Regions from separate parts of the Homo sapiens genome. Here region 2 is linked to region 1. A link is an interaction called in ENCODE POLR2A ChIA-PET data of the cell type or tissue named here. Cell type or tissue: IMR-90. All regions are shown on one strand. Each heading gives the region's core, and the rest is flanking DNA. Links, peaks and the distances in the headings are about the cores only.

Region 1 (2,500 bases), core at 1-2,500:
TGGGAGTTTGAGACCAGCCTGACCAATGTGGAGAAACCCCGTCTCTACCAAAAACACAAAATTAGCCGTGCATGGTGGCACATGCCTGTAATCCCAGCTACTCAGGAGACTGAGGCTGGGAATTGCTTGAACCCCGGAGGCGGAGGTTGCAGTGAGCCGAGATTGCACCATTGCACTCCAGCCTGGGCAACGAGAGTGAAACTCCATCTCAAAAAAAAAAAATCATATTAATCTATAGCAATATTAGCATTGTACCCAGAATCCTGTTCACTCTTGAGTTTTGACATTTCAAATTTGTTTTAGTTGTAAAAGGCTGTAATTTTATTATTTTTTATTTTTATTTTTATTTATTTATTTGTTTTGAGACAGAGTCTCTGTCACCTAGGCTGGAGTGCAGTGGCGTGATCTTGGCTCACTGCAACTTCTGCCTCTCAGGTTCAAGCAATTCTCCTGCCTCAGCCTCCCAAGTAGCTGGGATTGCGGGCGCCTGCCACCACACCCAGCTAATTTTTGCATTTATAGTAGAGACAGGGTTTTGCCATGTTGGCCAGGCCTCCTGACCTCAGGTGATCCACCCACCTTGGCCTCCCAAAATGCTGGGATTACAGGCATGAACCACCGCGCTCGGCCTGTAATTTTATTATTAATGAGGTTGCACATGCCTCTATGTTTTTTTCAATTAGATTTTAAGGTAATCATTCTGAGAAAAAATAGTTCTGATTGTACGTACTGTCCTTGTTTGTTTGTTTGTTTTTAGACGGTCTCTGTCAGGCTGGAGTACATTGGTATGAACACATTTTACTGCAGCAATTCTCCTGCCTCAGCCTCCCAAGTAGCTGGATCTACAGGCTTGTACCACCGTGTCTGGCTAATTTTTAAATTGTTTGTACAGATGGGCTCTCACCATGTTGCCCAGGCTAGTCTTGAACTCCTAGGCTCAAGTGATCCTCCCACCTCAGCCTCCCAAAGTGCTGCAATTACAGGAGTGAGCCACTGCACACAGCCACCTAACCCATTTTGGATCTTGGGTGTATCATAATCTATGGCTCTCTTTTCTGGGATATACAAATTTACAATATGCTGTCAAAGAAGAAAACACAACCATGGAATCAATGTTGGCTTTAGAGTTATACTCGAGCTCAGATTTTGTTTCTATGGTCTAATTTCTTTTTCTTTTCTTTTTTTTTTTTTTGAGATGGAGTCTTGCTCTGTCGCCCAAGCTGGAGTGCAGTGGCACGGTCTCGGCTCACTGTAAGCTCAGCGTCCCAGGTTCATGCCATTGTCCTGCCTCAGCCTCCCAAGTAGCTGGGACTACAGGTGCCTGCCACCATGCCTGGCTAATTTTTTGTATTTTTAGTGGAGACAGGGTTTCACCATGTTAGCCAGGATGGTCTCGATCTCCTGACCTCATGATCCGCCCGCCTCAGCCTCCCAAAGTGCTGGGATTACAGGCGTGAGCCACTGCACCCGGCCACTGGTCTAATTTCTAACTGTGTGAACTCAGTAAATTTATAGTCATCTCTGAACTTCAGTTACTTTATCTGTAAAATAAAGATAATACAAACTGTCTTACAGGGTTATTGCGAAAATTAAATAACATGTATACTAAGTGACTCAGCATTTAGCAGGTTCTCATTAAACTGAAACTGTTCATTTTTTCTGCCCCTTTTGTGAAATTTTCTTTTTTCTTCCATTATTTAGTGTTTAGTTTTGATAATATAAACGTATATTTAGGCTGGCATAGTGGATCATGTCTGGAATCCCAGTACTTTGAGGTGCTGAGTTGGGAGGATTGCTTGAAGCCAGGACTTTGAAACCAGCCTGAGCAACATAGTGAGACCCGCCTCTCTACAAAAATTTAAAAATTCAGACACAATGGCATGTGCCTGTTGTCTCAGCTATTCAGGAAGCTGAGGTGGAAGGATCGCCTGAGCCTAAGAGTTTGAGACTGCAGTGAGCTATGATCACACTACTGCACTCCAGACTGGGCAACAGCATTAGATCCTGTCTTGAAAAAACGTATATTTAAAGGTAATATTGAGCAAATGTCTTCTTCACTGAGAAGGCATTTTTATGTCACATTCTTAAATACTTTGGTGCCCTTAGTGAACCAAATTTTTATAAAGGAAGAAAAGATCCCTGCCATTTATTGAAAACCTGTCATGTGTCAAGCACTGCTTACTGCTGTACAGGTAAGGCCTGGACTGTGTACTTGTTTTCTGTTGAAATGAAGGCTCCAGGCCATCAGGCCAGAACCAGATCTTCTGATGTTTTGTTCTTTGTTGCACACTGGTACAACTAATTTGTATTTAGAGGCTGACACCATTTGACTTCCTTATTGAATTTCAGGAGTGGAGAATTCTGGAAAGGTGGACATCTCTACCAAGGACCTTCTTCCTCATCAAGAATTGCGAATTAAGTCTGGTCTGGAGAAGGCTATCAAGCATAAAGACAAACTGTTAGAGTTTGACAGAACTAGGTATGAAAGGGTTAGAATAAC
Region 2 (9,346 bases), core at 2,773-5,272, 67 kb before region 1:
AAAAGACAGAGACAGCAACACAATAATAATGGGGGACTTCAACACTCCACTGATAGCCCTAGATAGATAGATCTTCGAGCACTAGATAGATCTTAGAGACACAAAGTCAACAAAGAAACACTGGATTTAAACTGCACTTGAGAACAAATGGACCTAACAGATATTTACTGAACATTCTACCCAAGAACTGCAAGATATACAGTCTTCTCATTACCACATGAATCATTCATTACAGGCATGCACTGACCACCACGCCCAGCTAATTTTTTTGTATTTCAGTAGAGATGGTGTTTCACCATGTTGGCCAGGCTGGTCTTGAACTCCTGACCTTAAGTGATATGCCTGCCTCAGCCTGCCAAAGTGCTGGGATTACAGGAGTGAGCCACCGTGCCCAGCCTAAAATCTTTTATCTCAGCAGTCCTCAACCTTTTTGGCACAAGGACCAGTTTTACAGAAGACAATTTTTCCACAGACTGGGGGTGGAGGGCAGGGGGGAATGGTTTAGGGATGATTCAAGCACACTACATTTATTATGCACTTAATTTCCATTATTATTACATTGTACTATGCAATGAAATAATTATTCAACTCACCATAATGTAGAATCAGTGGGAGCCCTGAGCTTGTTTTCCTGCAACTGGATGGTCCTTTCTGCAAGTGATGGGAGACTCTGGCCAATCATCAGGCATTAGATTCTCATAAGGAGTGCATAACCTACATCCCTCTCACGTGCAGTTCACAACAGGGTTCACGCTCCTATGAGAATCTAATGCTGCCATTGATCTGACAGGAGGTGGCGCTCGGGCAGTAATGCAAGTGATGGGGAGTGGCTTTAAATACAGATGAAGCTTCACGCACTCACCTGCCACTCACCTGCCACTCACTTCCTGCTATGCAGCACGGTTCCTAAAGGGCCATGGACCACTACTGGTCTGTGGCCCAGAGCTTCAGGACCCCTGTTTTATCTAACAGATGACAGCAGTTAAACTTACCTTCACCAAAAAGTGTACTTCTATAACTACCTAATTTAGAGTAAGCTTAGAGACCACAATATTATTTCCATTTTTGGTTTCCCTAATAACTCCAGAAGAGTTACTACAAAGATTCAGATTATTGACTTATTTTGCAAGTACTGCTCAGTTCACATAATCTACAAAGAAAATGAGAATCTGCTGCAAATCTATCTGTCATTTCAGAACACATCCTGTGTGAGAAGGGTAGCCTAATACATGCTTTTAGGAAAAACATATTTCAATACCTGATAAAGAGTTTTGTCTACCTCACTAAAAATTTTTTTAAGCAAAGCTAGGCTAAAACAATAAAAACATAACCTTATCTGAGAAGATGGCTTTCCTTCCCTACTCAAGGAAAATAAATAATAAAACAATCAAGATGAAGCCAGTATTGAGGAGCCACAGACACTTCTTACTGGCATAAAAATAAAGTACCACAAAGGTCCTGATCCTCATTTTTCTTTCAATTGTTATACTTTTCCTTAAAAAAAATAAGGGCTTTAATAACTGCACTTTGGTAACAAAGTCAGTCACCATGACTGCCTATAGAAACACAAAAAGGCAGCCTTGATGATTGTCCCAAGAAATTACTGACTTGATTTTTCCATTAACTGCCTCATCACTATCTACCTCCTAAAGAATCAGTATATTTCTTTCATGAATATTTACTTTGTGATTGATGATTTGAATTTTAAGCTTTAATAACCAACTTTAACAATTATTATTTTTTAAAAACCCTATCACAAGCTTAGTAGTAAAGAATCATTCTAATGTTGATGGAAACAATTAGAATTTCAACCTTTTCTGTTGATCAAGAAAATACTAGACTGTCATACAAGCTACATCCTCACTTGAGTTCTCTAAGGATGAAAGTCAACAAATTCTTGCTGTTGTTCCTGTATTGTCCTAGTCATTTCATTTCAAAAACCTAAGAATAAGGAGAAAATAAAATTTACCTGCAACATCCCAGTAATCTTTTTCAATGCAAGCACAAATATTTCCTGTTTGTCACTATACCCCCAGTACCTACACTAGGCCTAACACATAGTATAACAGTTGCTCAATAAATTTATGGAGCATGAATGAATAATATTCATCTTAATTCATATATCCATCTATCGATTTATGTGGCTATTTTTTACCTATCTGCCTACCAAACTATTCTATGGAACTCTATGCGACTAGGGACTGCTCTCTGACTTACGTACCTAAACCGTTCAAAGCACCATGCCCAAAACAGAGTAAACAAATGTAAAATTGAATTGACTGTTTTCAAGTAACTGAAATTTACTTGACAAATTATCTTGATTAACTAGATTCGATCTCTCTCATTTCACTCCTTATTCTATTCACAAGAAAATTACAAAGCAAAACCACAATGTCCTCAAAGTGTATAAGCCACACTCTACATACTTCCTTTCTTCCTTTCTTATTTGTTTTAAAGCCCAGGAATTCTACTGAAGTCAGCATAAATGCTACCTGCACTCAATACTTACCTATGTCACTGAACATGCTTAATTGATAAATTTAAATAATAATTTTGGCAGGTCCTGTGCTATGTGCCTATAATCCCAGCTACTCAAGAGACTGAGGTGGGAGGATCACTTTGAGCCCAGGAGTTCATGACCAGCCTGGGCAACTTAGAAAGACTCCATCTCAAACAAAAAAATAACAATAATAATTAATTTTTGATCTGAAAATGTAAGAGATTCAAAATAACTGACATAGATATAACAAACTAGAAAGCATCTATAACCAAGGAAAATATAACTTTCATTAGAGAGGAAGTTTACAGGTTAGTAACAGTTCATGGAAAACTCAGTTTTAGTCACGATTCTATGGAAAAATCATCTACTCAAGTAATATAAAAATTTTCACTAGTGAGATTTACATTACAGAAAATCCTTCACATAAACATATTTTATAAATATTCACATATGTCTTTTTAACGTATTATTTACTTTTTTCTGATTCAGAAACACATGCTTGTTATTTTGAAAAAAGCAGAACTCGGCCGGGCGCAGTGGCTCACACCTGTAATCCCAGCACTTCAGGAGGCCAAGACGGGTAAATCACCTGAGGTCAGGAGTTCAAGACCAGCCTGGCCAACATGGTGAAACCCCATCTCTACTAAAAATACAAAAATTATCCAGGCGCAGTGGCAGGCACCTGTAATCCCAGCTACTCAGGAGGCTGAGGCAGGAGAATCGCTTGAACCTGGGAGGTGGAGGTTGCTGTGAGCTGAGATCTTGCCACTGTATGCCAGCCTGGGCAACAGAGCGAGACTCCGTCTCAAACAAAACAAAACAAAAAAACAAAAGCAAGCAGAACTCATAGAAACATATGACAAAAAAATGAGAGTGAAACTTCATCACCAAAAAAGACTTCTAATAAGTTTTTCCAGTAATATACTAACATTTTTGTCTGTTTTAAGAGACAGAATCTTGCTCTGCCACCCAGGCTGAAATGCAGTCGTACCATGATAGCTCACTGCAGCCTCGAACTCCTGGGTTCAAGCTATTCTACCACTTCAGCCTCCCGAACAGCTAGGACTACAGGTACCACCATGCCTATTTTATTTTTTGTAGAATGGGTCTCATTATGTTGCCTAGGCCGGTCTCAAACTCTTAGCCTCAAGTAATCCTCCCACCTCAGCTTCCCAAAGCTCTGGGATTACAGATGTGAACCCACCTGGCTTTGTTTTTTACTGTGATAAAATATATATAATATTTATAATTTAACCTTTTGTAAATGTACAATTCAGTGGCATGAAAACACACTCACAATATTGTGTAACAGTCTCCAGTATCTATACCCAAAATATTCTCATTATCCTCAACATTAATTCTGTACCCATTAAACAATAGCTCTGCTTTTCTCTGCCCCATCAGCCCCTGATAACCTCTATTCTACTTTGTCTTTGAATTTGTCTATCCTAGGTAGCTCATAAGTGAAATCATGCAATATTTGTCCTGTGTCTGACTTATTATACTAAGCATGTTTTCAAAGTTTACCCACGTCATAGCATGTGTCAGAATTTCCTTCCTTTGTATGTATATACTACATATTGTTTATGCACTCATCTGTCAACAGGCGCTTGGTTGGCTATTATGAATGCTGTTATAAAGGTACTGTACAAACATCTGTTTCAAACCCTGTTTTTGATTCTTTTAGATATATGCCTAAGAGAGGACTGCTGGGTCTATATGGTAGTCCTATGTGTAACCTTTCGAGAAACTGCCAAGCTGTTTTCCACAATGGCTGCGGCATTTTATATTCCCACCAGCAATAAATAGAGTTCCAATTTCTCCACATCCTCACTACTTTTTTACTTTCTGTGTGTGTATTTTAATAGCTATCTTAATGGATGTGAAGTGATATTTAGTATGATAGCAAGATTAGGACTTCTATAGATGTGCAAGAACCATTTTCTAAGTAAGCATAGGCATGGGACATCTAACAACTTGATGGTTAAAAACACTTGAGCCCGGCGCGGTGGCTCACACCTGTAATCCCAGCACATTGGGAGGCCAAGACAGGCAGATCACCTGAGGTCAGGAGTTCGAGACTAGCCTGACCAACACAGAGAAACTCCCATCTCTACTAAAAATACAAAATTAGCTGGGTGTGGTGGTACATGTCTATAATCCCAGCTACGCAGGAAGCTGAGGCAGGAGAATCGCTTGAACCTAGGAGGTGCAGGTTGTGGTGAGCTGAGATCGTGCCACTGCACTCCAGCCTGGGCAACAAGAGTGAAACTCGGTCTCAAAAAAAAAAAAAAAAAAAAAAAAAAAACACTTCTGGCCGGGCGCGATAGCTTACACCTGTAATCCCAGCACTTTGGGAGGTGGAAGCTGGTGGATCACCTGAAGTTGGGAGTTCGAGACCAGCCTGACCAACATGGTGAAACCCCGTCTCTACTAAAAATACAAAATTAGCCAAGGATGGTGCTGCATGCCTGTAATCACAGCTACTTGAGAGGCTGAGGCAGAAGAATGGCTTGGACCCAGGAGGTGGAGATAGCAGTGAGCCAAGATCACGCCACTGCACTACAGCCTGGGCAACAAGAGCGAAACTCCATCTCAAAAAAAAAGTACTTCCAAGAAAAGGGGAGAGTTAAAGTGCAGGATTCTGAAGGGAAAAAGTTAAGGAGGAGAGAAAAGGGGCTACAGGAAAAGAATTAGCAGTTACAAGGGATACAGTCAAGTGAATGTAATCTCTAGTACAGTGATTCTCAAAGCATTGTCCCTAGGTCACCAGCATGAACATCATCTGCAAATCTGCTGAAAATGGAAATTTGGAGGCCCTACCCCAGATGAGCTGAATCAGAAATTCAGGGGGTGAGGACCAGCAATCTGTGTTTTTTTGTTTTTTGTTGTTATTGTTGTTGTTGTTTTGAGGTAGAGTCTCACTCTCTCGCCCAAGGGGGAGTGCAGTGGCACAATCTCCGCTCACTGCAACCTCTGCCTCCCAGGTTCAAGCGATTCTCCTGCCTCAGCCTCCCAAGTAGCTGGGATTACAGGCACCCACCACCACGCCCGGCTAATTTCTGTATTTTTAGTAGAGACAGGGATTCGCCATGTTGGCCCAGCTGGTCTCAAACTCCTGACCTCAGGTGATCCACCCGCCTCGGCCTCCCAAAGTGCTGGGATTACAGACATGAGCCCAGCCAGCAATCTGTGTTTTAACAAACCCTCCAGAAAATTCCAATACATGCTAACATTTTAGAACCACTAGTGTCTAATAAGAGAACTTTAATTATGTAATTAAGATTAAAGCAAAAGAAACAGGAGGAGCAGTAGTGCCCACTGACAACTGTCAGAGGACAAATTGCACAAGGCCTTAAATACGAATATTAAATCAAGAGGAGTGACTGACAGTTCTCAATTTCTGAGGCTCTTTTCCTCTATTAATACCACTGCCCTCAACTAGAGAATGGTCTTTTCAAACTCTCACAGAGTATTTATGAAACTTGACTATATGCTATGCCCAAGAACCACTAAGTTGCATCCATCAATTTTGATGTTGTTTTTTTAATTAACATTCAGTGTTATGCATTGGTAAACCTCTATCATTATTTCTTTTGTAACCTCAAGAGTTATTTAGATGTGTTCTTTTAAATTTCCAAACATTTTTAAAGGTCATTTTTTTAAAAAACTGAGTCCTAATTTAGTTTGCACTGTCATCGAAGGTTTGGTCTATAGAATACATATTCTTTGAATTTGTTGAGATTTTCAGGGCTACTTTGAAGGTTGTTACCTCTCGCATTACAGAAATTTTGGATTCCACAAAGTAACTATATCTGCAAATAGTAGTAACTGTATGAAACTAATTCTTTAAAACTTGAGTACAATGTTCTATATTCACCCAATAGCTCTGTCTTGTTGTGTTGTTTTAATGATTTTTTTTTCTTTAGCACATCTCTGCTGGCAGGAAGTATTGTTTTAATGTCAAAAACATCTATTCTAATATAATGGTGAATTTATAAATTTCTCCTTGTAGTTGTTATGTAGGTTTATGTATGTTGAACCTGTATTATCTGGTATAAGTAACAGAATTCTAGTATCTTCCTGGTAAACTAAACCTTTTATTGTTATATGATGTGGTAGAGACTGCAGGTGGCTTTCCCAGAATCACCACTCCCTCAGTAAAGTCCAGTTTTATTCTGGGCAGCCTAATTACCTTGCAGCAAAGGGCTAATGAAGTTGCTAGGTAGAACTTCTGTGAAACCACTTTAAGGTCATGTATGTTGGCTCATGCCTGTAATCCCAGCACTTTGGGGGGCCGAGGCCAGAGGATCACTTGAGCCCAGGAGCTCAAGACCAGACTGGGCAATATGGCAAAATCCTGTCTCTACAGATAGTTTTTTAAAAATTAGCCAGGCATGGTGGTGTGTGCCTGTGGTCTCAGCTACTTAGGAGGCTGAGGTGGGAGGATCACTTAAAGCCTGGGTAGTTGGTACTGCAGTGAGCCATGATCACACCACGGCACTCCAACCTGGGCAATAGAGTGAGGCACTGTCTCAAAAACACCACCACGTCCAGCTAATTTTTATCTTTTTTTTTTTTTTTTTTTTTTTTTTTGAGACGGAGTCTCGCTCTGTCGCCCAGGCCGGACTGCGGACTGCAGTGGCGCAATCTCGGCTCACTGCAAGCTCCGCTTCCCGGGTTCACGCCATTCTCCTGCCTCAGCCTCCCGAGTAGCTGGGACTACAGGCGCCCGCCACCGCGCCCGGGTAATTTTTTGTATTTTTAGTAGAGACGGGGTTTCACCTTGTTAGCCAGGATGGTCTCAATCTCTTGACCTCATGATCCACCCGCCTCGGCCTCCCAAAGTGCTGGGATTACAGGCGTGAGCCACCGCGCCCGGCCAATTTTTATCTTTTTAGTAGAGCCGGGGTTTCACTACATTGGCCAGGATGGTCTCAATCTCCTGACCTCATGATCCACCCGCCTTGGCCTCCCAAAGTGCTGGGAATACAGGCGTGAGCCACAGTGCCCGGCCTGAAATATTTATTAAACTGTCATTTATTTCTTCTGTTGGTTGGTTGGTTGGTTTCAAAGACATCTTGCCCTGTCACTCAGGCTGGAGTGTAGTGGCATGATCAGATCTCACTGCAGCCTCAAACTCCTGGGCTCAAGCAATCCTCTTGCCTCAATCTCTTGAGTAGCTGAGACTACCAGCTCGTGCCATGACACCCAGCTAATTTTTTTTTATTTTTTATAGAGACAGAGTCTTGCTATGTTGCCCAAGCTGATCTTGAACTCCTGGCCTCAAGTGATCCTCCATAAGCCACCACACTCAGCTTAAACTGTCTTAAGACTAAGATGCTTAGAGAGGGAAAAGTGGTATTACAGTAAGCTTCTTGGGCATGACTTACTCACAGACTATCTACTCTAAAATCTAAAAGACCCTTTTTAAAAGCGGGATGAGGTGACTCTTCTAATTTAGTCAGCATGAGCAAGAACAAACAAAACCTATAAACTCAACTATTGAAAGTTACTTCGAACTTTATACTGAAAAAGCACTATACAAAAATTTCCATCGGTTATTCCTCATGGTCACTTTTACAAGATGGTTTGTTCCCAACTGGCTAAATGACTTCCCTTGTTACCCACTGTATGCACTATTTCCCTTCCGACAGTGACGTCCCCTTGCACTCTGTCAAGTAGGATTAAAACTTTTCAGACTCAAGTATTTTCCTTTTTCTCGTGGCTCTCCAGATATTATTAGCTGTTTCTTCAAGAGGCTTTAGAGGCAGAGATTCTTGAGCTTGACATCCTGGCTCCACCACATACCAGCAGTGTGAACTTCAGAAGTAACCTTCCTTTCTCTGCCTCATTTGCTGATCTGTAAAACTGGAATAGCCACACTTCAGTGGCTTGCTGTGAGAATAAAATGCATTTAACATGCCACTTGTTATGTAAACTCTCAATAAATTGCCATCACTATTATTAGTATTATGTTTTCTCACTAATACTTCCCTAGAACAAGCCTTTACTGCTGCTAGATTACATCCACTAGATTATGTCTGCATTTCCTCAACCAGCCCACTTCATTCATATCTTTTAGTAATCCAAAGTATTGTGCAGATCACCATCAGATTTACCTTGAATACATACAGATACTTCCTGTTACTCTCTAGCTTAAGAACCTTTAATGTGGTGATGTCCATCTCATGTCATCCAGGGATAAAGCAACCCTTGTTTATCCCATCTTGGCTCTTGGTCTGTGCCCATGGCTGGTTCGTGCCTTGGATACATGGAAAATAAGTAAATGATTAAAAAATAAAAATTAAAAATCTTCTATGGATCCCTGCTTATGAGCACATCAAATCTAATTTCCTCTGCCTAACTTTCATTATCCTCTCTTAACAGCAGTTCCCAAACTTTGAGTGTACATCAGAATCATCTGGCATGCTTGTTAAAATACAGATTGCTGGACCCCAGTCTAGAGTTTCCAATTCAGTAGGTATGGGACCAGGGCCTTAAAATCTGCATTTATAATAAATTTCCAGGAGACGCTGCTGCTGCTGCTGCTGGTCAAGAAACCACATTTTGAAAAGTACTATTCTATCTTGACCAGCCTGACCAACATGGAGAAACCCTACCTCTATTAAAAATACAAAATTAGCGGGGTGTGGTGGCGCATGCCTGTAATCCCAGCTATTCGGGAGGCCAAGGCAGGAGAATCGCTTGAACCCAGGAGGCAGAGGTTGCAGCGAGCTGAGATCGTGCCATTGCACTCCAGCCAGGGCAACAAGAGCAAAACTCCAACACACACACACACACACACACACACACCTCTTCTAAAATAGACCCCATTCTGCCTCT

The links. Peaks named below come from ENCODE experiments on the same cell type or tissue, not always from the same donor. Only the 100,000 strongest peaks of a DNase experiment are listed, where the experiment ranks them.
Region 2: POLR2A ChIA-PET joins it to region 1 with 10 read pairs; 4 of 35 experiments call an interaction of 5 or more read pairs at or near these places.

What each region holds. Positions count from the first base shown.
Region 1 is chr15:64,403,981-64,406,480 of GRCh38, forward strand. It overlaps TRIP4 (thyroid hormone receptor interactor 4), which reads left to right. Exons shown (of 13, transcript NM_016213.5): 6 at 2,350-2,479. Among named protein-coding and RNA genes, the nearest start is that of TRIP4, 17 kb to the left of the region's middle. In IMR-90, for the core only: no CTCF peak of the experiment used is centred there; no DNase peak of the experiment used is centred there; H3K27ac peaks cover 312 bases.
Region 2 is chr15:64,333,921-64,343,266 of GRCh38, forward strand. The region is part of intron 1 of CSNK1G1 (casein kinase 1 gamma 1); the gene reads right to left. LOC124900364 (small nucleolar RNA SNORA48) reads left to right here and starts at 8,646; the gene lies at 8,646-8,778. In IMR-90, for the core only: no CTCF peak of the experiment used is centred there; a DNase peak (open chromatin) is centred at 4,041; H3K27ac peaks cover 167 bases.